2 separate regions of the Homo sapiens genome follow, and region 2 is linked to region 1. A link is a loop called in an ENCODE intact Hi-C map of the cell type or tissue named here. Cell type or tissue: adrenal gland. All regions are shown on one strand. Each heading gives the region's core, and the rest is flanking DNA. Links, peaks and the distances in the headings are about the cores only. Region 1 overlaps AOPEP (aminopeptidase O (putative)). Region 2 overlaps AOPEP (aminopeptidase O (putative)).

Region 1 (8,344 bases), core at 141-8,140:
GAAGCTGAAAGAAACCGCAAAAAGCACCGAATCTGACTGCCCCCAATTTGTAGATGAGGACACTGATGCCCTAAGAGGTTTATTTATCTAACATGGACTAGCCAGAGCTAGAACCCAAGTCTCCTGACTCAACGGTCAATTATGACTTTGAAATGGACAGAATTAGAAGCTACTAAAATCTACTATTTATGGTGTGCTCTGTGTCAGGCACTGTGCTAAGTGGCTTCTTAAACCTGACATGTACAGAGAACTCAGAATCTTTTCTCCTAATCTGCTCCTCTTCCTGTCCTCCCCACATTAGTCAATGGAGCACCCATCCATCCAGCGGCTTCTGCCAGAAACTCGGGAGTCACCCTTGACATCTCCCTCTTCCTCATCATCTCCCCATATAAAACTCTCAAGTCCTGCATTCTCCAGAGCATATCTTGGAACTCTCCAATTTTCCCCACCAGCACCCTCTCCACCCAGGTCTAAGCCACCTTCATCTCCTGCCTGGATTGCGGCCACACATCATCTCATCTCACCATTCCACTGCCACTACTCCTGTCGCTTCATTCTAGAACCAGAAACCTGAGCAATCTTGTCAAAACATAAGCCAGGTCACGACCTGCCCACCCCGTCCCCACCCTTGCCACTGCTTAAACCTGCTGGGCTTCCCAATACGCTCAGAATGAAGCTCAGATTTATATGAGGCCCTGCTTGGTCTGACGCCCTTATGATGCTGCCAATCTCATTTCACGCCAATCTTCCCATAGGTCACTAAATTCCATGAACACTTCTTTCGGGTCCTCCAAAGTTCCAAGTTGCTTCCAATCACAGCCTGTCCTCCTGTATAATATGCCCTTCTTCCTACTCCTGGCCTGGCTCACGTTCCACTGCCCTTCAGGTTTCAGCTTCTACATCACTGCCTCAGAGGCACCTGCCCCAAGGCCCTGCCAGGAGTGTTTCCTCTAACCCTGCATTCCTCCCACACAGGACTGACCAGTTTGTCGTACTCCATTTTTGAGAATATTTGTTTAATAACTATCTATCTCCCCAACCAGACTATAAGCCCCTTGAAGACAGGGACTGTCTCTATTTGTTCATCACTGTAGCCGAAGAATTTAGTGTTCAGTACATAGGACGCCCTAAATAAGTGTCTGCTGAATTTATTTATCAATTAGTTTACAGAAAACTTGAGTATAATAGTGCCTGTCATTTACAGATGAGCAAACAAAAGCATAAAGAACTTAAGCAATATGCCCAAGACCTAGAATAAGTAAGTAGCACAGAAGAGATTCCAACACAGGTTAGCTGACCCCAAAGCCCATGCCCTTAACTCAGATCACACCAGGATGGAATAGGCTGAGAGAAGATATAAGAGGCAGTAAGCCTTGATGCTTACTTGATTCATATGGAACAAATAGAGTCTGTGAAAGGCTGAAAAACAGCTCCCCAAAAGATATTCATATCCTAATTCCTGGAACTGTGAATGTTACCTTCTATGGGAAAAAAAGAAAAGCAAGCATGGGTCTTTGCAGATGTAATGAAGTTAATAAGGATCTTGAGTTAGTCAGATTATCCTAGATTATCTGCATGGGCCCTAAATGCAATCACACATGTCCTTGTAAGAGGCAGGCAAAGGGAGATTTGGCAGACAGAGGACATGGGGATGTGAAGACAGTGCCGACAGAGATTTGAAGATGACCTTAGTTCAGGCTGCTAGAACAAAGTACCACAGACTGGGTGCTTATAAACAGAAATTTATTTCTCACACTTCTGGAGGCTGGAAATGTGAGATCAGTATGCTAGCACGGTCAGGTTCTTATTGAAGACCCTCTTTCTGGTTTGCAGATGACTGCCTTCTCATTGCATCCTCACATGGTAAAGAACAGAGAGGGAAAACAAGCTCTTGTGTCTTTTTGCTTTGAGACAGAGTCTCACTCTGTCGCCCAGGCTGAAGTGCAGTGGCACAGTCAGCTCACTGCAACCTCCACTTCCAGGTCTTCTTTTTTTTTGAAATGGAGTCTCGCTCTGTCGCCCAGGCTGGAGTACAGTGCTGCAATCTTGGCTCACTGCAAGCTCCGCCTCCCGGGTTCACACCATTCTCCTGCCTCAGCCTCCTGAGTAGCTGGGACTACAGGCACCCGCTACCACACCCAGCAGACAGGGTTTCACCATGTTGGCCAGGCGGGTCTCCAACTCCTGATCTCAGGTGATCTGCCCGCCTTGGCCTCCCACAGTGCTGAGATTACTGGTGTAAGCCACCGAGCCCAGCCTCAGTGTGTTTTATAAAGCACTTATAGCATTAATGAGGGCTCCACCCTCCACCCTCATGACCTAATCACCTCCCAAAGGCCCCACCTCCTAATCCCATCACATCAGTGAGTTAGGATTTAAACACATCAACTCTGGGAGGGACATAAACATTCAGTCCATAGCAAAGATGTTGGCGATGTTGGCTTTGAAGACTGGAGTGATGTGGCCACAAGCCAAGGAACATCAGTGGCCACCAGAAGCTGGAAGAGGTAAGGAATAAGATTCTCCCCTGGAATCTCAGGAGGGAGTGTGGCCCTGCTGCCACCTTGATTTTAGCCTACTGGTCGTACTGATTTCAGCCTTCTGGTCTCCAGAACTGTGACAGAATCCATTTCCATTGTTTTAAGTCACCAAGTTCGTGTTAATTTGTTACAGCAGACACAGGAAACTAATATAGAATCCATAACGTTATTTTGCTAAAACACAGAGGTTTACATCTGGAAAGGTTTTACTCCCTACTTCCCCCATCTGTACAGCGCCAGATATTTCAGACACAGATAAACACAGCACCTCCATTCTTAGCACCATTTCCACTATACATACCCTAGGCCAAGAATCAGCATTGAGGAATCGGAAAATCGGAAGACAAAACGATGTAACAATTAACCAGGGTTCTAAATGTGTTTTTGTTTTTTTTTTTTTTCAAACTAGAACTAGAAATGCTTCAGGCCAGACGTGGTAGCTCAGCTACAGGCTGAGCTGGGAGACTTGCTTAGTCCCAGGAGTTGGAGGTTGCAGTGAGCTATAATCACACCAGGGTACGCCAGTGTACGCAGTGAGATCCTGTGTCTTAAAAAAATAAAAAATGCTTCAAAGCCCAGCACTTACGTGAAAACCAACGTAAATGATGTCTTAACATAGCTTCCAAAATGTTTTTGGATCCACAGAGATCTGTGTTTTCATTTTTGCCATACAATAAGTAACCTGTAGTAGATAAGCAACTGCTTTAAAATAGCTAAATAATCACATTCCATGAAATGATAAGCCTGTACTTGCAAGTTCACCTTTCAGCCTCACTTTGGGTCCTTGTTCTGCATCATATACTGGGGTTTGGCTTGAAATACCGTTAACTCACTCTGCTTGAAGACAATCTGTAATTTTATAAGATAGATAGGTAGAAATATAAATTTTAATGGCTTGTTTTAACATCCTAAGAAGTCAAATAATATTTACAAGGTGAGATACACTGAGAAGAAAAACATTTTAACATACTCTCAATCTCTCCTCCCAGAAGACAAGGAAAATGCGCTCCTACCAGAGCAGCCATCTTGCTATTATTCCATCCAGTTTCCAGATGGGAAAGGAATATTAAGTCGTTGGAGATTAATCCTACCAAAGCAAATCGGAAATTTCCAAAGCTGTTGTCAATATGGCTCTGCAGTTTAAGATGAACATACATGAGGTGAATTCGCAGCAGTTAAAACATGGTTGAAGAAATGACGATCATAAGAACTGCTATAAGAGAACATAACACGAACTCTATGATGAGAGGGATAGAGAAAAGATGGTTGAGGAAACTAGGTGAGCTGACTTCAGGTTGCTGAATCTTCACAGAGACAGAAGGGTGAGGATATTTCCATGTAAGAAAATGTCCTGAGCAAAGATATTTTTTCAGAGAGCCCAGAGCAGCTTTGGAAAGCAGTTAGAAAAACTTTAAAGTACTTCACTTACAATAATATGTCCAGAGCAGGAAAGAACTTTTAAGTTCAACAGCCCCATTTTATAGACGAAAAACTGAGGCAAAAACAGGTTAGGTCACGTCCCCAAGGACAAGCACCTGGTAAGTGGCCAAGCTGTGATCCAAATTTGGGCCTTTTAGACCCTCTTCTAGTACTGTCTGTTGGGCCATGAGCGAACTCTTTGCCTCTCCATGTTTATTTCAGATGCTAGAGGTGTGTCTACCAGCTTAAATAATGAATGACAAGCTACCTTTTATTTCTTATAGGCCAATTAATGTTTAAGCACTATGAATCTATCCTATGAGTCGCTTCAACCAAATTGCTTTTTACCAATTCTTTGTAATACGACATTTACACAAATGCCACCCCTCATCATCTACCTGCTTTTTTTTTTTTTTTTTTTTTTAAGACGGAGTTTCACTCTTGCTGCCCAGGCTGAAGTGCAATGGCACGATCTCGGCTTACCACAACCTCTGCCTCCCGGGTTCAAGTGATTCTCCTGCCTCAGCCTTCAAAGTAGCTGGGATTACAGGCATGCACCACCATGCCTGGCTAATTTTGTATTTTTAGTAGATACAGGTTTTCTCTATGTTGGTCAGGCTGGTCTCAAACTACCAACCTCTGGTGATCCGCCCGCCTCAGCCTCCTAAAGTGCTGGGATTACAGGCGTGAGCCACCGCACCCGGCCTTCTGCTGCCTCTTTTACCCTGGCGTCTCCTTGATCTCATGGGTAGTAAATAGCTATTTGGCCCAATTATTTTTACTGAGACTACCTAGCTTTTATACCTGAGTCCTTACCCGCCACACTGAAGAAAAAAACCTGTGCTAACACTATACCTGAGTACAGACACTCAGCAGGTGTGGACGTGTGCATGCTGGTCTATGAACACGTGGCCTGAGTCAAATGCACAGACATGGCACATTCCCAGCCATTCGTGGTCAGGGCCATTAAGCTCTCTGCTGCTGTGCCTCCACCCTAGAGCTGATGCCTGGAAAAGCTGCTTTGTGGCCTCAGTAGATAGAACATAGGGTGTGAGCAACCCCAGGCAAGAAACCTACGTATAAGTCCCATTGCTGGGGTTCTTATTCTAATGTTTCCTCAATGGTGACATCTGATAATAGGAGCATGCCTGTCCTTTGTTATATATATTCTTTCAGTCTCACCCCAGAATCTAAGAAGAGGACACCTGTGACTTTGTATAATGTAGGTTACATAAGGATAATTTATATATTTTCTCTATTTCTAGGTCATCATTTATCAAGCTTAATGAGCATTTGACCCACATGCGAACCACCAGTTCTAGGCAAATTAAAAACAAGATGCCCCACAATTTCTTTTTCTTTTTTTTATTTTTTGAGACAGAGTTTCGTTCTTGTTGCCCAGGCTGGAGTGCAGTGGCGCAATCTTGGCTCACCACACACAACCTCCACCTCCCAGGTTCAAGCGATTCTCCTGCCTCAGACTCCCGAGTAGCTGGGACTACAGGCATGCGCCATCACGTCTGGCTAACTTGTATTTTCAGTAGAGACAGGGTTTCTCCACGTTGGTCAGGCTGGTCTCGAACTCCCGACCTCAGGTGATCCGCCCGCCTCAGCCTCCCAAACTGCTGGGATTACAGGCGTGAGCCACCGCACCTGGCCCACAATTTCTAAATAATAAACTAAAACACGGCCAGGCCTGATGGCTCACACTTGTAATCCCAGCAATTTGGGAAGCCAAGGTGGGCAGATAACCTGAGGTCAGGAGTTCAAGACCAGCCTGGCCAATGTGGCGAAACCCCGTTTCTACTAAAAATACAAAAATTAGCCAGGCGTGGTGGCACACGCCTGTAGTCCCAGCTACTCAGGAGGCTGAGGTAGGAGAATCGCTTGAATCTGGGAGGCAGAGGTTGTGGTGAGCCGAGATTATACCATTGCACGACAGCCTGGGTGACAGAATGAGATTCTGTCTCAAAACAAAAATAAATAAAATAAAATATGCTAATTCTAAAATTATTTTAAAGAATAGGTTCATATCTATGAGCAGGATGATACTGTTTACAGTACTGTTTAGAGTATGTATAGAATCTGACATTTTATACATGCTTGTTACATGTATAATGACAAACAGTTTGAGTTGTCCTCCAGGTAGTTCATTTTCTTACTTTTTGTTTCTTCTAAGTTAGAACATCCTAACTCATATGTAGAGCTCGTTTGGTGCCTCTGTCAGATACATTTGGATGTTCCGATCCAACATAGTCCTACAAATTATGAGGTGATTTCATGTTTATTATGGTAAACATAAATTGATGGGCATATTAAATTCAAGAGCTAGAAGGCTGGGTTAAATGTTCCATCGGGGAAGAGAAATCAACAAATAGATGTGTAACCTGCTTTTGGTTGCAGTTAGCAAGCATGTTTTAGCATTTGGATGTCGTTTTAAAACATAACCTATAGTATGTCATTAGTTCTTTGACTAAGGAATAAAAATCCATTCATTCAGCAAATATTTAGTAGCTACTGGTGACACTGCTTGGCACTAGGGATACAGCTGGAAACCAGAAGATGGTCTCTGCCCTCACATACCTATAACAGGATTTCTTGTGCTTAGCATTAAAAATCTTAATGTTCAGCCTTAAAATAGCACATCATTTGAGAAAGCCACCTAAATAATAGAAATGGCCTTTAGAGACACTGTTCAGTGTCATGTTTTTAATTCATACCACATTCCAAAATCTTTCATGAGGCACCTTTGCCTCCAGTACATGACTTGCTGCCCATTTTCTTCATTTTTATAAGAAATTGTCACATTTTCACAATTCCTTTCAACTACAGTGTCAGCAGGCACAGTACAGACCACCACCTGCTCTCTGAAAATAAAATACTGCCGTCCACCATATTCTAATGCAACTTCTGAGTCATGTAACAATGTCCTTTTTGTCCTTTCTTACTGGTTGCCACTGACCCAACTTACCTTTTTCATTCTCCTTCATGACTCACAATATAATCATTAACCAAATCAAACAAAGCAGTCTTCTCTTACGATGTGGGTTTTCATTGAACAAAAACTCATCAGGCAATTCCCTTTCACATAAGTGCTGCGCATGTGCTAAGAGGTGATTGATAATCTGCCCATCACTGGTTCTGCCCAAGTGTGAAGTAAAAGCTCTGCTAGCATGTACCTATGAGAGTAACTGCTTCTCCATGCGTGTACCATGGATATTATACAATATCTGTCTGATGAAGAATACCCTATTCTGCTTTCTCTGCACATTAAACTCATCGTTAACGTCAAAGCTAATCTTACTAAGCTTTCCAATAGTAGTGCGACTTGTACCTTGTTTTCTCTGTGTGGAGTAGAGCTCTGAATATTGCCTCTGACATTTTTACCTAATTTCTGATATCACTGTAGAATCTCAAATTCAACATTTTCAAATCTCACTTTGAAAAACCACTATTTTGGATATGTTCTGGAAACAATAGGTTTATCTTTGTGTTTAAAAATAATAGAAAAGCTTCATGACTTCATGTCACCATCTGATAAAAGGACAGTACACAGTGAGTGAGGTGAGACTGAATGGACTGCTTGTTCGATAATTTTTTTTTTTTGAGATGGAGTCTCACTCTGTTGCCCACGCTGGAGTGCAGTGGCGCAATCTCAACTCACTGCAACCTCCACTTCCCAGGTTCAAGTAATTCTTCTGCCTCAGCCTCCCAAGTAGTTGGGACTACAGGCACACACCACCACACCCGGCTAATTTTTGTATTTTTAGTGGAGATAGGGTTTCACCATGTTTACCAGGCTGCTCTCAAACTCCTGACCTCAAGTGATCTGCCCACGTCGGCCTCCCAAACTGCTGGGATTAGGGGCATTAGCCACTGCGCCCAGCCTTGTTCAATAAAATCTAATTTCATATAGTAATAATTATTTTTTCCTTTTTTGGCTGTTTGTGTTAAATCATTCTACTCAAAGGAATCATTTGTCTCATCCACAACATATACATTTCTATATCTGTACTGTGGTCCTAGTCACTATAGTTCTAATATTTTTATGAATTCTAATATTTACTCGATTCATTCTATCTCTGCTTTTGCCCTTCAACACTGAGCCATTGAGCTATTTTTTGGAATTGGCGTAGAATACCTATAATCAATGAAAATTTGTGAATAAGAATGGCAGATAATGGAAAAATATATCAGCTGAGGTGAACTGCACTCAGCTGACCAAATACTAGCCAAGACAAAGTGATTAACACTCTTTTTGGCATATATATAATCTTAAAGATGATTAATAACAGGATTCCTACAACAATAATGATTCACACGATTTTTAATTAATAAAATACGTAAGAATAAAATGACTGCATTGATTTTTCCTCTGAAACTGC
Region 2 (8,344 bases), core at 286-8,285, 51 kb before region 1:
ATTATATATTTAAAATCTCTTGAGAAAAGCTTTTTTTAAAAAATTTCTTTTGCCATAGAGTCACATTTCTATTGCAAGTGAAAGGTACCTTGTATGCTTCAGACACACCTGTAAAAACAGAACCAATCCTGTCATATATCCCTGTCTGCTTCACTTTTTTTCAGACGCTGTGAAAAACATGCCACAATAATAAACCCCTTTTCCATCCTAGCCAGCTGGAAAATTACGTGATGCTTGAAGTGACATCATTCAGCTACGACACCAAGCCAGTGGCTGCTCTGAGAAATCTGGGTTAGACAATGACAGCATGGATGTGAATGCCACTAGGCAATGAATCCCACCCTTTTTATTAGCAAATGGCTGTTTTTATCACCATGACATTTTAAAAATGAAACTGTGACAGCTACATTGTCTGAGGCCATTGATCACCCAACATCTCTTATCTCCAAAAGGAAGCCCACTGGCCAGAGGTGTCCTGTTTCAAAGCAGGGAAGACAAGAATGGAGGTAAAGGAGAGCTCATTTTAAACCACTAGTTCCAAAGGGAAAGACCAGGGCCCAGGACTGAGGTACTGGGGTCTTCCAGGGGATAGACAGTCTTCCCTCTATCTCTATCAATTGTTTCTAAAGTGAGCTCAAGTAGCAGTAGTGATAATACCTTAAGTAGTAATGACAGTATCTACAATAATACTCTTTGCTATAGACACAGATACTGTATCATAAACCCTAGGCAAAACCCCAGGATGCTTATTAGGTAAACATAACATCACGAGGAGGCCCAGACATTCCTCCACCTTTTTGACCTTTAAGTTGAACTACATAAAATGCAATAAGTGACCCTTTCCAACTTCAAAAAATGGGCAATTTCATATGGCTCATCCTAATAGACTGGCCCCTCCCCCAAGATCCTTCTCTGCAGATGTGTTAGGAACTGCCAAAAGATCTAGGGAAATGTCCATACTTCTCAAGCAACAGAGAATTAGAAACACTGCTGCACCTCATCATATAAAAGTGCAGAGGATGGCCCTGGGGCAAAAGACGTCCTGCTGTCCTCCGAAAGAGCTGGACCCTCGACCAGTGGGCCCTCTGTCCTTTGCCCACTCAGTGTGAAGCCAGGTGCAATAGGTTAAAAGCACATCCTCAAGTCAACAGCAAAGGCAGAGGCGTGCCCACAGCAGGGAGACTGGAGTAGCATTAGGTCCCACCCTTGAGGGAGCCCAAGAAGATCCGCGGTTGATGTGCTGCGTGCTGCAAGGCTGCCCGAGACCCAGTCCTCGCTCGGAAGCCAGAGGACAAGGAAGCTGGGGTCCTACCCGGGTAGCAAGGTTTCAGATGACCAGTCTGCCACAGGTGCTGGATGCTTCTGCACTGGAGTGCAGGGCCCAGGGTAAGAGAGAGTACCCTGCTTCAGAGCCACTCTCCACAGGTGAAGAGGCATGGCCTAGTCGGTTCACAATCTGCCAGGGAGGGCTCTGGGAAGGAGAACCGGCTGCTTCTAATGCAGGACTAGAGGTGAGGAGGAAAGGTGAGAATGGACGGAGGGCTGCCAGGGAGAAAACTAGTTAAGGGGAAGAAGTGTCCATCTAGGCAGGGACCCGCGATTCAAACGCCTGCATAGCTCTGGCTCACAGCAGTCTTGCCGCAACCGAAATGGGGGAGACAGTCTGGGGAGTATGGATGTGCTAGCGCTGAACCTTGGGAAGGAGTGGGGCTGGTTCTGGAATCCCCAGACACTCGATCCAGAAGGGCTCTTAGAGGCCCCACCCCCTCCCATTCTCAGATGAGAAAGCAAGACCCAGCGAGCTGCAGCCTTCATCCATGGGGTGGGAGCTGCTGTGTGCCATGGCGGACTCATGACAGCCGTTTAAGTCTGCAAGGTATTTCCTTCAAAGCTCTTTTACAAAGGCCCAGTCACCTCAGAACCAACAGACACCCCTTGCCTGAAACTGGTGACTCACCCCAAGCTAGAGGCTTGTGGGGATCTAGGGCAGACATCAGCGTATGCCACCCTGTGTAGTTACATTCACACAGGCTTTTGAGATGGACGTCACACACGTCACAGCAGTTGACTGCGATGCCTTCTCTCTGGGAATACTTGGCCTTTACTTCTGCTGACAAATGGCTACCCTTAAGTTTCAGCCTCATCGTTCCTTTTCTTTGTTTTGGTGGTTGGTTGACCAGTTTCATGTGAGAGGAAAATAACAACAAACAAAGAAAAGAAAACATTTCATACTATTTTCTAAGTATAAAAGCTGTCATCTTTTCACAGTTGTATAACCATAATGGTTTACCTAATTGTTTTCAAATTTTCTCATTCTTTTTTTTTTTTTTTTTTTTTTTAAGGCTCCAAAAATTCACCTTTGGGTTGAACACATCTGTGTGAAAAAAGCCTGGCGGAAAGAAAAACTGGATTATGCTGACGCTCAATGCGCGTAACCTTAACTACAGCATGTTTGCTTCTGCAAACACTACAGTATATGAAATTAAATATTAATAGCCATCACCTCACCCCTTCGGAGAACAGGCCTGAGTCACAGCTCCTGTGTGGCGTGATTTCCATTCACGGACTCACTGTGAACGCTGCTCACGTTACGAAGCCTCAAACCAGGCAAAACCAAAGCAAGTGTGTGTTTTTATTCCATAATGTCATGGGGAACATTGCTTATTTTGGAGGCCAAGTTCAGTTCTCCTGAATTTACCACCTATGACACATTTTAAGACTAATCACCTCAAAACATACTAGGAGAAATGACAAAGTTATTTTTAAGTTAGAAAGGAAAATATTGGAATAAGATGAACATGTCTGTTATTTATCAGTGACGAGATTTGCAGCACTCGGCTGAACTCTTCTGACATTTGAAAGCACCAACATATTTGTATTGGTGAATATATTTCCAGTGCCCCTTATCTGTGCATTGCAAATGGACATAATTAGATTTTTAAACTTTGCATGGGTGGTGTCAAGTATGCCAAAGATATTTAGCTTCCTGGGGGTTTATGGGAGGTCTGGTTTCCCCTCTCTACCTCTGCATGGTCACTGTCTTCTTGATAAGCTTTAGACTCTCAGCAGCCTAAACCATTTGACGGTTTTGTGTATGATGATTACAAAGCAGAGTTAAAGGAAAGAATGAAAGTCAAGCAGCCAGCCCAGTACCTGGCACGCAGCAAACATCCCACAAATGTTAGCTCCCTTTTCCCTTCCCCACTTCTTATACTCTTAGAGGGATAAGTGCTTTCAAGTCAGTGTTCAGAATTGATTCTTCAAATCCCCCAGGAGATAGTGTAAAGTGAACATTCCGCTTTTATTGGTGAGGGGCCAACAAGGGGAGGATGGAGGATTTACTCTGTGGGATGGGATCCTGGCACAGTCAGAGACTGGACCAAAGCTCTCTCTGCCACAGCTTAACAGCAGGGCTCCTGGGCTAAATCGCTTCTTTCGGTGGCCTGCCACACCAAGGTGTGTTTTTAAAATCTGCGCAATAAAATTTAGTGTGGTTGGAGAGGTGGCAGCGGATGGGAACCCACCCACAGGCAACTGACGTCAAAAAACCAGAGGGAAACATTAGGCTTCTCTGTTCTCGAGAAGCTTCTGCTCTGTTAAGCAACCTGAGAAGGAAGCTGACTTTCCATTAAAAAACGGCCACTTTGGCAGTTGTCAGAGACAGCCTGGTGTCTTATACTTCCCCTCTCAGGAAAAGTGAGGAAAATAATTTCCATAAGTTGGAAAGGAAGAAACCAGCAGTTCAAAGAATAGAGCTGGAAAGGAATTTGAAGGGCACTTAGAGTAACCTCCACCTCCAGAGAGCAAATGAGGAAAGAGGCCCAGCGAAGACTGGGGACTAATCTTGCCCTTAAATTTGCAGGGTAGCCCACCCTGTAGGCCACGCTGCCTTCACAAAGCTAGCTAGCTGCCTGCACCTTGGTCAGCTGTTGAGAGGGACATGCCTCGAATTCTAGTCTGAAGAGGGGTTGCTGCAAGGGAGGCTCCCAGATGCCTGGAAGGAGAACTGCACTCTAATGTTGATACCCCGAGGCTGGAGATGTTGCTTTGGAAGAGGCTCTGGGGAAGACTGGTGTGGGGGAGGGTGTGCATGTGTGTGCACACATGCATGTGTGTAAAGGGGCAAAAAAACAGGCAGCCCTTTCCTCCTTACACCTTTCCCCGCGGAAAACAACCTGATGCATGACTCTGTGTCCTGATGCTTGACTCTGTGCCCAGCCAGCCTTCTCCTGGCTGGTCTCTGAGGCCAACACTGTGTACACACAGAAGACGGCTCTCCTTGAAACATGGCAGCTGCACTTGATCTGGACACCAGCCTCTGGGTCTCTCAGTTCTTCAGTTTTCTCCTTTCTAGAGAAGCCCGAGAAGCAGCATGCCAAAATCAAAGAGCAGAGTTGTTCACATGCTCCACACATGCCTGCAGGTGTGGGTCTTCCCTGTGTCTGCAGGAAACCAATGTGTCTGATTTTAAAATACGGTGATGTCACTCATAAGACTGTACTTTCCTTAGGAAATTAGTAATGTCCTTATTTCTAGGGGCCCTTCATATCCATCTTTCCTCTCTTTTTCATTGAATCTCAACAGCTTTGTGAGGGTGGTGGCCTTTTGTTCCCTTCGGGTGAGAAACAAAGGCTCAGAAAGAGGAAAATTCCGACCTGGAACAGCAAGCCAGTGATGCAGCAGAGCCAAAACTCGGGCCCACCTCTCCTTTCTAGTATCAGCTGGATGTACACATGGGGGGAACAGCTCTGTGTCTGTGGGTCACCAGGTGATTCCATTCAGGGAACACACACCTAAGTCCAAGACTGGGTTGGGCAAACAGGACATAGAAGGTGGACAGTGCTGCTGCACCATTCATTGATTCAGCAAATATTAACTGAGAGCCTACATTGCCATGCTCTGTCCTGGGGGCTTGGGATACATTAGCAAACCAAACTGATGTGGACTGGGGTCCTTAGGGAGGTCACAGTGTAGCAGGAAGAGACATTCAATAAACAAAAATATTTTTTAAGTTTTTAGAGACAAGGTCTCACTCTGTTACCCAGATTGGAGTGCAGTGGCACAATCGTAGTTTACTGTAACCTTGAACTCCTGGGCTCAAGCAATCCTCCTACCTCAGCATCCTGAGTAGCTGGGACTGAGTAGCTGAGACCTGGTTAATTTTATTAAAATCTATATTTATAGAGAGGGGGTCTGTTTTTTTATTATTATTATTATTATTATTATTATTTCAGACAGGGTCTCACTCTGTCACACAGGCCGGAGTACAGTGGCTCACTGCTGCCTTGACCTCCTTGGCTCAGGCAATCTTCCCGCGTCAGCCTCCTGAGTAGCTGGGACTACAGGCATGCATCACCACACCCAGTTAATTTTTACATTTTTTTTTTTTTGTAGAGACAGAGTCTCGCTATGTTGCCCAGGCTGGTCTCGATCTCCTGGGCTCAAGTGATCCATCCACCTCGGCCTCCCAAACTGCTGGAATTACAGGTGTGAGCTACTGTGCCCAGCCAGAGACAGGGTCTCACTATATTGACCAGACTGGTCTTGAACTCCTGGGCTTAAGTGATCCTGCCACCTCAGCCTCCCAAAGTGTTGGGATTATAGGTGTGAGCTACCATGCCCAACCAATAAACAAAATTCTTTACTTTTTTATTCTTTATTAAGTTATTCGTTTCTTTCCCTGTCTTGATTCCCACAAATTTTCACAGTAGATACTGGAGGTCATGTTTGGATCTGCATTCTGCTGCATGATCTGCTGTCACTTCTGTCCACTACAGGGCCCCGGCCCCCTCCCCCCAGCCCCTTCTGCACTCCCTGCAGAAATGACAGGGATGATGGATGGTTCCCTCAGTGTCTTGACTGCTTTAGTCTGAGTGTTGGCAGTTGTTAGTGATGGGTGTTATCATCTGATCATTGATAGATTTCATTGTTTGTAGCTTTCTAGCAAGGCTTTTACTGGAAGTCCTCTGTGAGTGTGAGTGTGTGTGCATGTGTTTCCCAGAGCATACTTTATAACAGATTTTAACAAGATTGGGGCAAAAGCGTGAGGTGAGCAACCTCCAATAAGGGCTCCATGATATGTACAGGAAGGTACATTTGAATGATGAGGCTATCCCTCTAAATATAACAAAAAAAAATGACAGAAGAACATGCATATTTACCATTTTGATAAAACTAGAATTTGAAATCAAAATTTTAGTCCTTTTCCTTATTTTACGGAACTCTTAGTTTCCTGCTCCCCCATCTCACCTCTGTTATCTGAGGACGTGGAACAGTTATTTAATGCAATCTGAACCATAACTGTGTTTATAATGTTTTAAAATAATCCTCCTTAAACGATATGTAAGTGGAGCATAAAGAAGCCAATATTTTAATTTTACTGAAAGATTATTGATTGCTCTTGAGCTTGTTATTGAGATGAACGAAACTCATTCTTTTATCAGGAAAAAAAGGATGAGAAGAAGAAATCACATAAAAGAGTAAGTAGCAACTCGAAAATTATTTTCTTGGTTTATTTTATGTTGCAGCTACACAAGCCATCCCTTTTTGTGTGTCCATCAATACGATATCTGTTGTGCTTTTGTACAAAGAACAAAGATGCTTTTATCAATTCTCAAAAGTCTGTAAGACAAACCATTCATGCTGTCAAACCCCCTAAAACCCTTTCAGCAAATAATGAAATCCATCAGTGACAAATGTCAACATACTAATTTGTTAAATGCAAAACAAAAGCAACATTCAGACAAGGCGCTTCATTTCATGTTATATCAGCACTCCAATTTGTACCAAGTTTATGGCAACCCACAGATCATGCAATATTAAACAGGGCTGTATTATAATGACTAAAACTGGAACAATAAACTCCCCTTAGCTAGACTGCTAATAAAGCAGCTGAAATACGTGCTATGATTCTAGTACATTCAACTCCTTCCAAACTACTAGAAATTCTACAAAGATACCTATTGCTAATAATTTGGTTTAACCCAAATATATGGCTTTCAGATGGATAAGAAACTTGAAACACAAAAGTGAAGTCCCAGAGAAGACTTTAGAAATCATTTAATCCAATAAGACCAATTAGAGCAAAACAAAATTCTTAAAGGTATGAAATATGTAATAGGACATTCTTGATTTTTATTATTGGTCATGATTTTCAAAAACAGATATTTTAACTGAAACTATCCCATTCCACAATTCTGGAAGACTTTTTAAAAAGCCCAAAAGAAACAACTCACAGATGCCGAGATTCAGAGCTCTATCTGCAGGGTGTGAGGGAGAGGCTCTGAGTAATGTTTCTCCGTGACTTTTTTGAAAAAAACTGCTTCAAATAATACCCAGTGCCCCATGTGACTTCAGGCCAAGTTCTTTACCTCTCTGGCCTCAGTTTCATATAAATGAAAACCACAGCCACTGTGCAGGGAAGCTGTAGGATTTCTAGTATCATGTATGCAGTGGGTAGGTATTCCATATCTTTTTGATACATGAATGCCTTGGTCAGGCTTTCCTCAGATTGGTTGATTTCATCTCCTTTACTTCTGGAGGGATTAATTTAGTTGGGCTCTTGGGCAGCTCAAATGCAGATGCAGCAAAGGACACTATTCACATGAAAGGAAGGCAAAATTGAGTAGTTACGGTATGTAGTCATCAAATGGCAATCACAAATGTTTTAGTAATTTTTTTTTTTTTTAAGAAACAGAGTCTTGCTCTGTTACCCAAGCTGGAATGCAGTGGCACAATCATAGCTCACTGTAACTTTTTAAACATTTTTTGAACTTTTTTTTTTTTTTTTTTTTAGACAGAGTCTCACTCTGTTGCCCATGCTGGAGTGCAATGGAGCAATCTCAGCTCACTGCAACCTCCTTCTCCTGAGTTCAAGCAATTCTCCTGTCTTAGCCTCCCTGGGATTGCAGGTACCCACCACCACACCCAGCTAATTAGCTCACTGTAACCTTGAACTGCTGGGCTCAAGTAATCCTCCTGCCTCAGTCCTCCAAGAAGCAAGGACTACAGGTGCATGCCACCACACCCAGGCAAACTTGAAAACTGTTTTTTTTTTTTTTTTAGAGATGGAGTCTTGCTACATTGCCCAGGCTGGTCTTGAACTCCTGGCCTCAAGCAATCTTCCCACCTCAGCCTCCCAATGTACTGGAATTATAAGTGTGAGCCACTGCACTGGCAGGTGATATTTTTACAAGTGTATCTAGTTGGATTTCCATGTATCTTCAACCAATTCGATTACTGTAAAGAGATGATGAGGATGACACCTGCTATCACAGATCCATTTGCTACCACTTTCCCCCACAATGGGGCCTGCTGCCTGTTATGATCTTTGAAACAGAAGCAA

Evidence for each region. Peaks named below come from ENCODE experiments on the same cell type or tissue, not always from the same donor. Only the 100,000 strongest peaks of a DNase experiment are listed, where the experiment ranks them.
Region 2: it touches region 1 in a loop (7-fold over the local background); 18 of 110 quality-filtered maps call a loop at or near these places.

The regions. Positions count from the first base shown.
Region 1 is chr9:94,852,681-94,861,024 of GRCh38, reverse strand. All of the region lies in intron 5 of AOPEP (aminopeptidase O (putative)), which reads right to left. Among named protein-coding and RNA genes, the nearest start is that of MIR2278, 47 kb to the right of the region's middle. In adrenal gland, for the core only: no CTCF peak of the experiment used is centred there; no DNase peak of the experiment used is centred there.
Region 2 is chr9:94,903,342-94,911,685 of GRCh38, reverse strand. The region is part of intron 5 of AOPEP (aminopeptidase O (putative)); the gene reads right to left. Among named protein-coding and RNA genes, the nearest start is that of AOPEP-AS1, 38 kb to the left of the region's middle. RefSeq lists an enhancer at 855-1,024. In adrenal gland, for the core only: no CTCF peak of the experiment used is centred there; DNase peaks (open chromatin) are centred at 1,275, 1,525, 3,465, 4,105 and 1 weaker place; H3K27ac peaks cover 1,710 bases.